Regions from separate parts of the Homo sapiens genome. Here region 2 is linked to region 1. A link is a loop called in an ENCODE intact Hi-C map of the cell type or tissue named here. Cell type or tissue: OCI-LY7. All regions are shown on one strand.

Region 1 (5,000 bases):
GTATCCCTCTAGAAAATCAAATGAGATAACATACACTTAGAATAGTATCTGGGGTGTAGTTAGTTATCACTCAATGACCATCATTGTTATTTCTGAAGAAAATCAGGTCACATTTTCTGCCACTAAACTTTCAGCCAGCGGTTTTCTTCTAGCTGGCTGAGATGCATTTTGCTGGACTGAGATTTCCATGGATCTGGTGCAAAATTCTAAAAGATGGGGACTGCTTGCCCTTCCTTGCTAGTTCTACTCCACATCATTTCTGCTACAGTGGAACCCACTTTGATTTGGCTTCTGAGTTGATTATTGGTACACAGGCCTTCCCTCTGATAGTTAAAAACATTTGACTGCTGCTTCTGCTTGGACACTGTTGCTATGCTTGGGATTTTTACCCCCAATGGATCTGACCATTCTAGCAAAGTGCAGCCAGTGACAATAAGTAGAACAGAAGGCAAGAGTGATGTATTTTAGAGTATAAATGGGGCCCAAGCCACAGATTTATCATACACGTGTGTCCCTTTTTGCATGTTTTTGGGTTTTTGTGTTATCTTAGTGTTACAAGATGACTGATTTCTTGTGTTCAAAGACTTTACATATGAAATGGGTCATTCCGATGACCCAGCCCAGAGACTCTAGTGATGAATTTGAGCAAGAATGGTCACTGATCTTCCTGAGACGGGCCCCCAAAGGTTAGGGTTTACATTAGACTTCCTGGAATTCTCTGAGAGCCCAGTAAGATTATCACTCATTATATGATCTAAGCCAATCGACAGCCCAAAGCTTCCCATCATCAAGGCCACCTTTATAAAGAACTCTCCTCACTGGGGACTACACATTTTGAAATATTTTGCTATATCAAACAGCATTTATTTATTTGAATAGCCTTCTTTACCACCTGCATTTATGAGGGAGTAATTAAATAAATTTTCCCTTTTAAAGAATTAATTGAAAGGATTGGGTAACTCCCAATTAGTTTCTTGTCAGCATGAGATGCCCTCAAGTTTCTGCAAAATAGAGGTGATACTAGTCATAACCTCAGGGTTGTTATGAGGAGTAAAGGAAGTGGAACAGTGGCTGGCATACAGAAAGTGTTCAGTCAGGGTTAGCTATCATGGCTGTGAAGGTGAGGTTAAAGGATTGATGGACCTGACAGAATCCTTAGCCCAAAGTCAAAGCACTTGTGACTTTGTCTGCCTGCCCGGTCTGAAAGGGAGCGTATGTAAATTCTCTGTCTGGTTGGGAGGATTATTGTTTGTTTCACATTGAGAAAAACTTGTGGACCTCTATTATGCCCTCTAGACCTCTAGGTGTCCAGGGAATGACCTAGGCTCCTTCTCAAGCCAGTCTTTTCAGGCTCTACAATTTGAGGTTAAAAATACAATTAGTATTTTTGTTCCCTAAGACACAGAAGACAACTGCCTTTAATTTGTTCTAAAGTGCTTTCTTTCAGTTTCAGGATGTGTACAAGGCATACTGGGAAGGAAGTTTTTCTTTCACTTTAGCAACCCAGGACTTAATGAGTAAAGCCAGCATGACCTATTTATAACTTGCAAAGGCGGCGGGGTAGTATGTAGGGTAATTAGAGACATAAGCTTTGAGTCATGCAGACGTGGCTTCTCTCCCTGACCCTGTCACTCACTGGCTCTGTGACTTTGGTCAAGTCCCTTTCACTCTCTGAGACTGTTTCGTCACCTACGAAGTGTAGGTTATATTAATACCTATCTCATACGAATGTACAACAGGTAGAGGACACACATAGAAGGGGGAGAGAGAGGTATCCGTGCCATCCTTGTTTTCTTTCTGCTCATTAGCATACCCAGGATCATTTCCCCTCTCAGCCTTTCCCATTCCAGGTTAACAAATCCAAACCTCTACAATGTGTCTAGTCAAAAGACAAAAGGTAGGATGGCATTTTGGTTAACATGAGTCTCATTTCATCTGAGAAAAGGAAGGTAAGCTGGGAACAGATTAAAGCAAACTAGCTATGAGACAGGCAGGCTGGTTGGTTCCCTGTTTTAATATGGTCTGGAGTAAAAGAATGCAAGTTCCTTACTCAAGCTGTAGCTTACCTAACTCTCAACCAATCAGTAATAAAAGACCCAAGAAGCTGTTAACCACAAATTCCTGCTTCGGGGGCTAGGGACTTCCCCAGGGCCCTGCATGTGCAGTTAGAGTTAAACTTCGAACTACAGTTACCCCTTCCTTATTTTAATGTTAAAAATCATGCCCAGAGGTGGAGATGTAAAATGCTAATTCTACATATGATGTATGAAAAAGCATGTTGAGCCAATGCACAAGCACTAGAAAAATCCCTCCTACTCCTATACATGCTCGAATGTAATACTTTCCTGTAGAAAACTCCTGTAAACCTAACTCACAGACTACCCTCGATAAGCAACCCATTTCTTTTCCCTTCTTGGTGCTGACTCCCCTGTGCACAAGCGGAATAAACTTTCCTTTGCTGCTATGTTTGGTTATCTCTTTTGGTTTCTATCCTGGGCAATCACAAGAATCCATGATGCTGGTAACATTTTGTGGCACCCCAGGTGAGGCTCTCCTTTTAGGTCCCAGGAGAGTGAGTGAGATTGCCCAGAGGATGGAGGTGTCTGACCAGACATGAACAAAAGCTGGCACTCTGGACCACTGTTTCAGTGTTAGCGCCTTGGTGAATCAGATCCAGACTCTGAGTGTGTCCCCGTTCCCTTTCATTCATCTTCTATCTTCCCTTTGCTTTCCTTTTTTTCCCTTCACCTTCTTCCTTTTCAGTCTGTTTTGACTCTTCAGGAGTCCTGGTGTTTAATTAATCAGCTCTTGGAACCCTGGTTTCAGTTTCTGTTTGGCCAATGGGAGTGATTCCTATTTACCCATCTGGTATTTTGTTTGGGTAGCTGGAGTGAATCTGGCTCAGCTTTCTGGTATTGAGCTGAAAAATTGTCCCCTGTTCGTGAGCTGGCTAAAAAGTAGTCAGCAACCTGGAGTTCCCTTTTGTCTCAGACTTTGAAATTTCTCAGTACTTTCCTCAATTTTTGTCTTCTTTATGGGGTCTGGAAACTGGAAATCTGTTTTGTCATTTGTCTAAGTGAAAATGTACTTCCTTTGATGGTCTTTGTTGCATGTGAGCCTGACCCTTCACAATTCCTGGGAGAAGGCCTTACTCACTAGACCAGATCACCACTTTACTTTTTTGGTTTGTCTAGTCCATCATGTTATCTCTTGATAGAGTCAGTGCCAATGAATGTAAATATACAGTAGGTTCTACTTAGAGCTGGTGCAAAATCTACAACCTATTAGATTTTGAGGGCTGTGGCCAGAAAATTTGAGAGCTAGAGTCTCTCAAGCTCCCTCAGTCAGCTCCCTTCCCTCTGTCCTCCTTGTCTTGCCTGGTTCTCACCAGGTTTCTGAGGGTCTGGGTTGGGTGGGAAGAAGAGGGGTTTGTCAGAGCCAAGGGTTCCATCCCTCACCAGGCTACTTAATCATAGGACACCAGGTCTACCACGGAAAACACTGCAGGCATACCAAAAGATTTCTCCCTAGGATGCATCCTGAGTAATTGAGATGAATTTGAATTGGATAATCTAAAGAAAAAGAAGCTGATGTTTCTCTGTAATGTTGCTTGGCTTTGGAATCCCCAGGGGGACAAAGAGACACAGCCTAGGAATGGGGTCTTTGAGTTATAACACTATTTACAATTGAAATTGTATTGCAGAAAATTTCTAATAAATGCATTGAGATCCCATATGTGCTGGCTTTTATAAAATTAAACCAGGATCCAAAACTCCGGGACTCCTGCAGAGTCTGTGTGGCATCTCTTAAACAGTTGAAAGAGGAGCCAATTTCTGCTTTAGACTTTGACCCTGTAGATGCTGTCTTCTCAACACCTCTCCAGGGGAAGGCAGGAGCAATGAGTCCTTCTGCCCTGGTGGGTCCTCCTTCCTCTCACTCTGAGCCTCCTCCATATTAGGCTGGGTCAGGAAGGACTTCCCCTTCCACTTCCCAACAACCTCCAATGCTATTCCCAATGGGGCTCTGATCAGGTTCCAAGCTTGCACCTTCCTTTACTTCTCCACCAGCTCAGAGATACTTTCCCCTCTGGGAGGTAACAGATGGCGCTGGAAGGACAGTTTGGATACATGTACCCTTTTCTTTTTTTAAAAAAAAATAGAAGTGGTACCTGACTTCAAACTATACTACAAGGCTACAGTAACCAAAACGGCATGATACTGTTACCAAAACAGAGACATAGATCAATGGAACAGAACAGAGCCCTCAGAAATAACGCTGCATGTCTACAACTATCTGATCTTTGACAAACCTGAGAAAAACAAGCAATGGGGAAAGGATTCCCTATTTAATAAATGGTGCTGGGAAAACTGGTTAGCCATATGTAGAAAGCTGAAACTGGATCCCTTCCTTACACCTTATACAAAAATTAATTCAAGATGGATTAAAGACTTAAACGTTAGACCTAAAACCATAAAAACCCTAGAAGAAAACTTAGGCATTACCATTCAGGACATAGGCGTGGGCAAGGACTTCATGTCTACAACACCAAAAGCAATGGCAACAAAAGACAAAATTGACAAATGGGATCTAATTCAACTAAAGAGCTTCTGCACGGCAAAAGAAACTACCATCAGAGTGAACAGGCAACCTACAAAATGGGAGAAAATTTTCGCAACCTACTCATCTGACAAAGGGCTAATATCCAGAATCTACAATGAACTCAAACAAATTTACAAGAAAAAAACAAACAACCCCATCAAAAAGTGGGCGAAGGACATGAACAGACACTTCTCAAAAGAAGACATTTATGCAGCCAAAAAACACATGAAAAAATGCTCACCATCCCTGGCCATCAGAGAAATGCAAATCAAAACCACAATGAGATACCATCTGACACCAGTTAGAATGGCAATCATTAAAAAGTCAGGAAACAACAGGTGCTGGAAAGGATGTGGAGAAATAGGAACACTTTTACACTGTTGGTGGGACTGTAAACTAGT
Region 2 (5,000 bases), 250 kb after region 1:
TAAATTCCTTCACTTAAGAGACACTTATGTATATACAAAATTAAAGCCCCAAATAATAAATTTAAAATGTATAAGATTCAAAAAATTATTATTAAAAATACTACCCTACTGTGGTGAGACTCTAGATCAAATGGGTTCATAACTATTATATCATTGAATATTTAACGCAAGTAATGTGAAACTTTTTATAATACATTCTTCTGATATATGTATATTCATATTTACATTTTCTAGGTAAATGTATTTCACAGATGCTGTCACTGTCAGTAAATTAATTTTGCCAGCAGCCCTAAAATGCCAATTCTACACAAAAGGCAAAAATAAAAGCAATAGCCCCCAATTGAAAGTCCTCTTTGAGGCCATACAAATCTTTGTCAATGATATATAAAATGGACTTGGTATTCAATAGCCAGGATAGTGGCCCAGTATACTGCTGTAAGTGTATGTAGAGCCCCCTTGGGGAACTACAATGATAGAACCTATGTTTGGGAGACCCAATCCTCATGCCAGCAGTTAGCTTATTTGCATTTTTTAAATTTGAATTTTTTAACTCCATGTGCAGTGCACTTGGTTAGCTACCTAACTTACAACTGTGACAGTAAGTACACCTAATGGCACCTGTATAAACAGAAACCTCATTGTGATTTTCTTCTGAATGGGGCTCGTCCAACATGCAAGTATTACTACAGACATGTCTCTTCTTCATTTAGGCAAGCAAGTAACTGAGTCCTTAGAGGAAAGCATTCTCACAGGCTCTTTTTGCAAGGTTGGCGGGTCGGGGGGCGGGTTCTTTTACTGTTGTGATGAGGACAGAGTAAAGGGAGAGGGCTTTTTTCAATAAATACACTACTTATGAGAAAACTTGAATACTGAAACAAGATTGAAGAGGGAGCACATTTATCAATGGCTAGGGTTTGGGGAATAGAGGAGATTTATTCAAACATTAAACCTCTCATGTTTCCTCTGTTTTCATGGGAGATATTTGTATTTTAATACCTCTGCATTCCAGCTTCTCCTCTTACTGGATGTGAAGTTTCTACCTCGTGTTCATGACTATGCTGTCAGCTAAATGATCAATCATGCTATTGCCGATTTTGCATTGAGACTTCACGGCAGGGTGAAATCAGAGAACAAAATGGCTGTGGGGGAAGAATTTGTTTAAATACAGCTAGTTTGGGGAACTGGCAAAATGGTAAGAAAAATGATGAAAAACATATGAAGTGTAAGTGCAGCTATCTTTAAGGCAGATCCATTTCAAAGCTTTCCACAGCATGAAAGTCATTGTGTGATGCATGTCAGTGTTAGACTAGTAAAATACTGTAATTAGGATGGAACTAAATGCCAATATTTCAGTCTGTAGACTGTGGGCAGATTTGTATTTACTGCATGTCTCTAAATAATATGAATACACTGAAGGCTACTTATGAAATGAAGCTTGATTTTATATCTACAACCAGAAAAAAAAGGTTTAAGAAAGCCCAACAGCCACAAATCCCAAGTAAGAAAAATAAAGGGGGTCAGCATGAAGCCCCATGGTATCTTGATATCTTTGAACCTATTCTGTATGTGTGGAGTCCCATATGCAACACAGGAGTCAGGAAGAAAGAAGGAACTCTGTGTTATAAACACTGCAACAGTGGTTTGGAAGCAAGATATTCAAGTAGAAGGCACATATGCCTGGGTTATGATTCAGAATTGAACCTCTTCAATGTAACTTCAACAAGCAAGCAACGCCTACTTCTTTTAATATTGCTATTACATTTAAATGCAAGTTTTGAGTGACTGCTTTGTAAAGATTCAACTGATGGAAATGATCTACTATTACAAGGGCAGATCATGCTTGCTTAAAATCAATCATTTTAACTCCGCCTTTGTAATACATTCATGATACAAACATTATTTTCTTCATGCAAGTCCTGCTATTAATTCTAATCTTATAGTGCTCTCTACTGGTGATAAATGATTTGAAACCTCATTAGATATCAAAAGACCTAATTAACTTCTCATCTTAGGCTCACATTACCGTGTGAGTCCACCTTGACACCTCCAAATTCACTACACAGTGCGATCAGAAGCCAAGGTGCACGGAAAACCTCCCTCCTGTAAGGAGCCAGAAAGGCATGACCCCGCACTTCTGCTATAAATCATTGCATCAGGAGCACCCAGGAGAAAAGGCCCTCAGCTTTGGAACAGGAACATTTAGCCCTGTCGGCTGCGAGGCAGGTCAAGTAAAAAAACTGAATGAGGAATAAAGAATTGGATTGGAATCCTTTCTGGCTTTGGGTCACAATAGCCTTGTCACTCGAGTAAGTCACTTTTACCTCTTCGAGGCTTCATTCTCTCATCAGTAAAATATGAATGATAATTCCGACCCTGGCTGTTTTGCTGGGTTGTTGTAACAAATGAGATCATAGGTAAGAGAGTACTTCATAAAAATTATATTATCATCATTATTATTACAGTAAAAGAAACACTATTTTCTTTAGATCAATGAACTTTAAACCTTTTTAGTTTTTTTTTTTAATCAGTGGGACGGACTTTTAAAATCAATCTTACATGGAACCTTAATATATAGAACAGATTATATCAGAAGAGTTTTGTTGTTTAATTTCAAATATATAACTATTTAAGTTGGTACAAAAGTCAGTGTGTTTTTTGCAATTAAAAGGAATGGGGGAAGAATTTGTTTACAAAATGGTAAGAAAAATGATGGAAAATATATGAAGTATGTTCAAAGTAGTGGGATTAAAAGTAATGGCAAAAAGCGCACTTACTCTTGCACCAACCTAATATTTACATATTATCAAGTCGGTTAATGAGAAGAATGAAACTGTCTGGATATACATGAAATTTTGAAATTTGGTATAATGGTTATCAATTGCACTGACATTTGTCTCGATGTCTAATTTATTTCTGGACTTCCTTTGCTTGCCTAGTATCAGAAAAATTATGATTCATATACACAAATGTCTGTAAATGATATATTTTTAAAATTGCTTAGAAATCTCAGCATATTCTTCAACTAAAATGATACAGAACCTTGAACAGTAAGTGGTAATAATAATATCTACTGCTCATGAATATTCTCTACATACCAGGTGTTTCTCTAAGGACTTCATGTATGTTAACTCACTTTTTTTTTATTTCCGTAGGTTATTGGGAAACAGATGGTGTTTGGTTACATGTGTAAGTTCTTTAGTGGTGATTTGTGAGATGTTGGTACACCCAACACCCGAGCAGTATACACTGAACACTATGTGTAGTCTTTTATCTCTCACCCCCTTCCCACCCTTTCTTCCTGAGTCCCCAAAGTCCACTGTGTCATTCTTATGCCTTTGCATCCTCATAGCTTAGCTCCCACTTATGAGTGAGAACATACGATGTTTGGTTTTCCATTCCTGAGTTACTTCACTTAGAACAATAGTCTCCAATCTCATCTGGGTTGCTGCAAATGCCACTAAGTCATTCCTTTTTATGACTGAGTAGCATTCCATTGTGTATATATATATACACAATTGTATATATATACACACACAATTGTATATATATACACACTATATATACATACACAATTATGTGTATATATATACAATTATATATACATATACAATTGTGTATATATATATACACACTATATATACATACATATATATATATATATATGTGTATATATATATATACCACAGTTTCTATATCCACTCATTGATTGATGGGCATTTGGGCTCGTTCCACGTTTTTGCAATTGTGAATTATGCTGCTATAAACATGCATGTGCAAGTATCTTTTTCATATAATGACATCTTTTCCTCTGGGTAGATACCCAGTAGTGGGATTGCTGGATCAATTGGTAGTTCTACTTTTAGTTCTTTAAGGAATCCCCATGCTGTTTTCCATAGTGGTTTTACTAGTTTACGTTCCCACCAGCAGTGTAGAAGTGCTTCCCTTTCACCACATCCATGTCAACATCTACTATTTTTTGATTTTTTTATTATGGCCCTTCTTGCAGGAGTAAAGTGGTATTGCACTGTGGTTTTGATTTACATTTCCCTGATCATTAGTGATGCTGAACATTTTTCCATGTGCTTGTTAGCCATTTGTGTATCTTCTTTTGAGAATTGTCTACTCATGCCCTAAGCCCACTTTTTGATGGCATTGTTTGCTTTCTTATTGCTAATTTGTTCATATATGTGTGTGTGTGTGTATGTATTAACTCATTTAATTCTCATAAGTACCCAAATAAGGTAAATGTGTCTAAAGTCACCTTTTTTTTTTAACAGATAAGGAAACTGAGACAGAAGGAGAGTAAGAAATTTACTCAAGGTGACACAGCTAAATCTGCTGCCAGAACCTGTCTGTGTTCTTAACCAATACAGCATATTGCCTTCCACAGAGGAAATGCTTTTGTTTGTTTGTTTGTTTTTCTTGGAAATTTAATCACCAAGATTTAACGACTGATATAAGGTCTTAACTAGAACATGCTAAATTTGGAGTTAAACAATAAATGGAGTTCTCAACCCTCACTATGTGGTGAAATTACTTTTCTAATATGTCTTGTTCCGATCCTATCATTTAAAAAATATGTGAGATACATCAATACCTATTTTTCAGGTAGCCTCTGGAAATTTCAAAACCACCGAATTTATTTTGTTTTCCATAATGAATCCAGCTTTAGCTTTTCATTTCATTGCTAAAACTACAACCATAATCCTAGGAACTTTAGAAGCATATATCGCCAGATAAGGTTCTTCTGCCTATTAAAATTCAGAGAAAAGTATCCCAAACTTGCCTCAGCACTAACCAAGAAAATGGTATCTTGTCACCACGAGATGAATGCCACATCCCCTTGTTTTTATTGTACAACTGCTCCTTGCCTCTGAAGGAAAGTGTGCACCTGATATTTACTTATTGAGCCCAGCACACATGTGCTGCAGTAATGACCTCATGTGTACAATTCTATGTTCAGTAACATGTGTTAGCTTGAAATGTTAGCCCCTCTTAAT

The links. Peaks named below come from ENCODE experiments on the same cell type or tissue, not always from the same donor. Only the 100,000 strongest peaks of a DNase experiment are listed, where the experiment ranks them.
Region 2: a loop joins it to region 1, with 3 times the contacts of the local background. A loop is called at or near these places in 1 of 110 quality-filtered maps.

What each region holds. Positions count from the first base shown.
Region 1 is chrX:148,377,921-148,382,920 of GRCh38, reverse strand. No RefSeq gene overlaps it. Among named protein-coding and RNA genes, the nearest start is that of AFF2, 120 kb to the left of the region's middle. RefSeq lists an enhancer at 1,370-1,459. In OCI-LY7, a CTCF peak has its summit at 2,593 (motif pointing right); DNase peaks (open chromatin) are centred at 1,080, 1,540, 2,100 and 2,590; H3K4me3 peaks cover 2,416 bases; H3K27ac peaks cover 3,269 bases.
Region 2 is chrX:148,130,264-148,135,263 of GRCh38, reverse strand. No RefSeq gene overlaps it. Among named protein-coding and RNA genes, the nearest start is that of FMR1NB, 150 kb to the right of the region's middle. In OCI-LY7, CTCF peaks have their summits at 419, 1,746 and 1,948 (motif pointing left); a DNase peak (open chromatin) is centred at 1,953.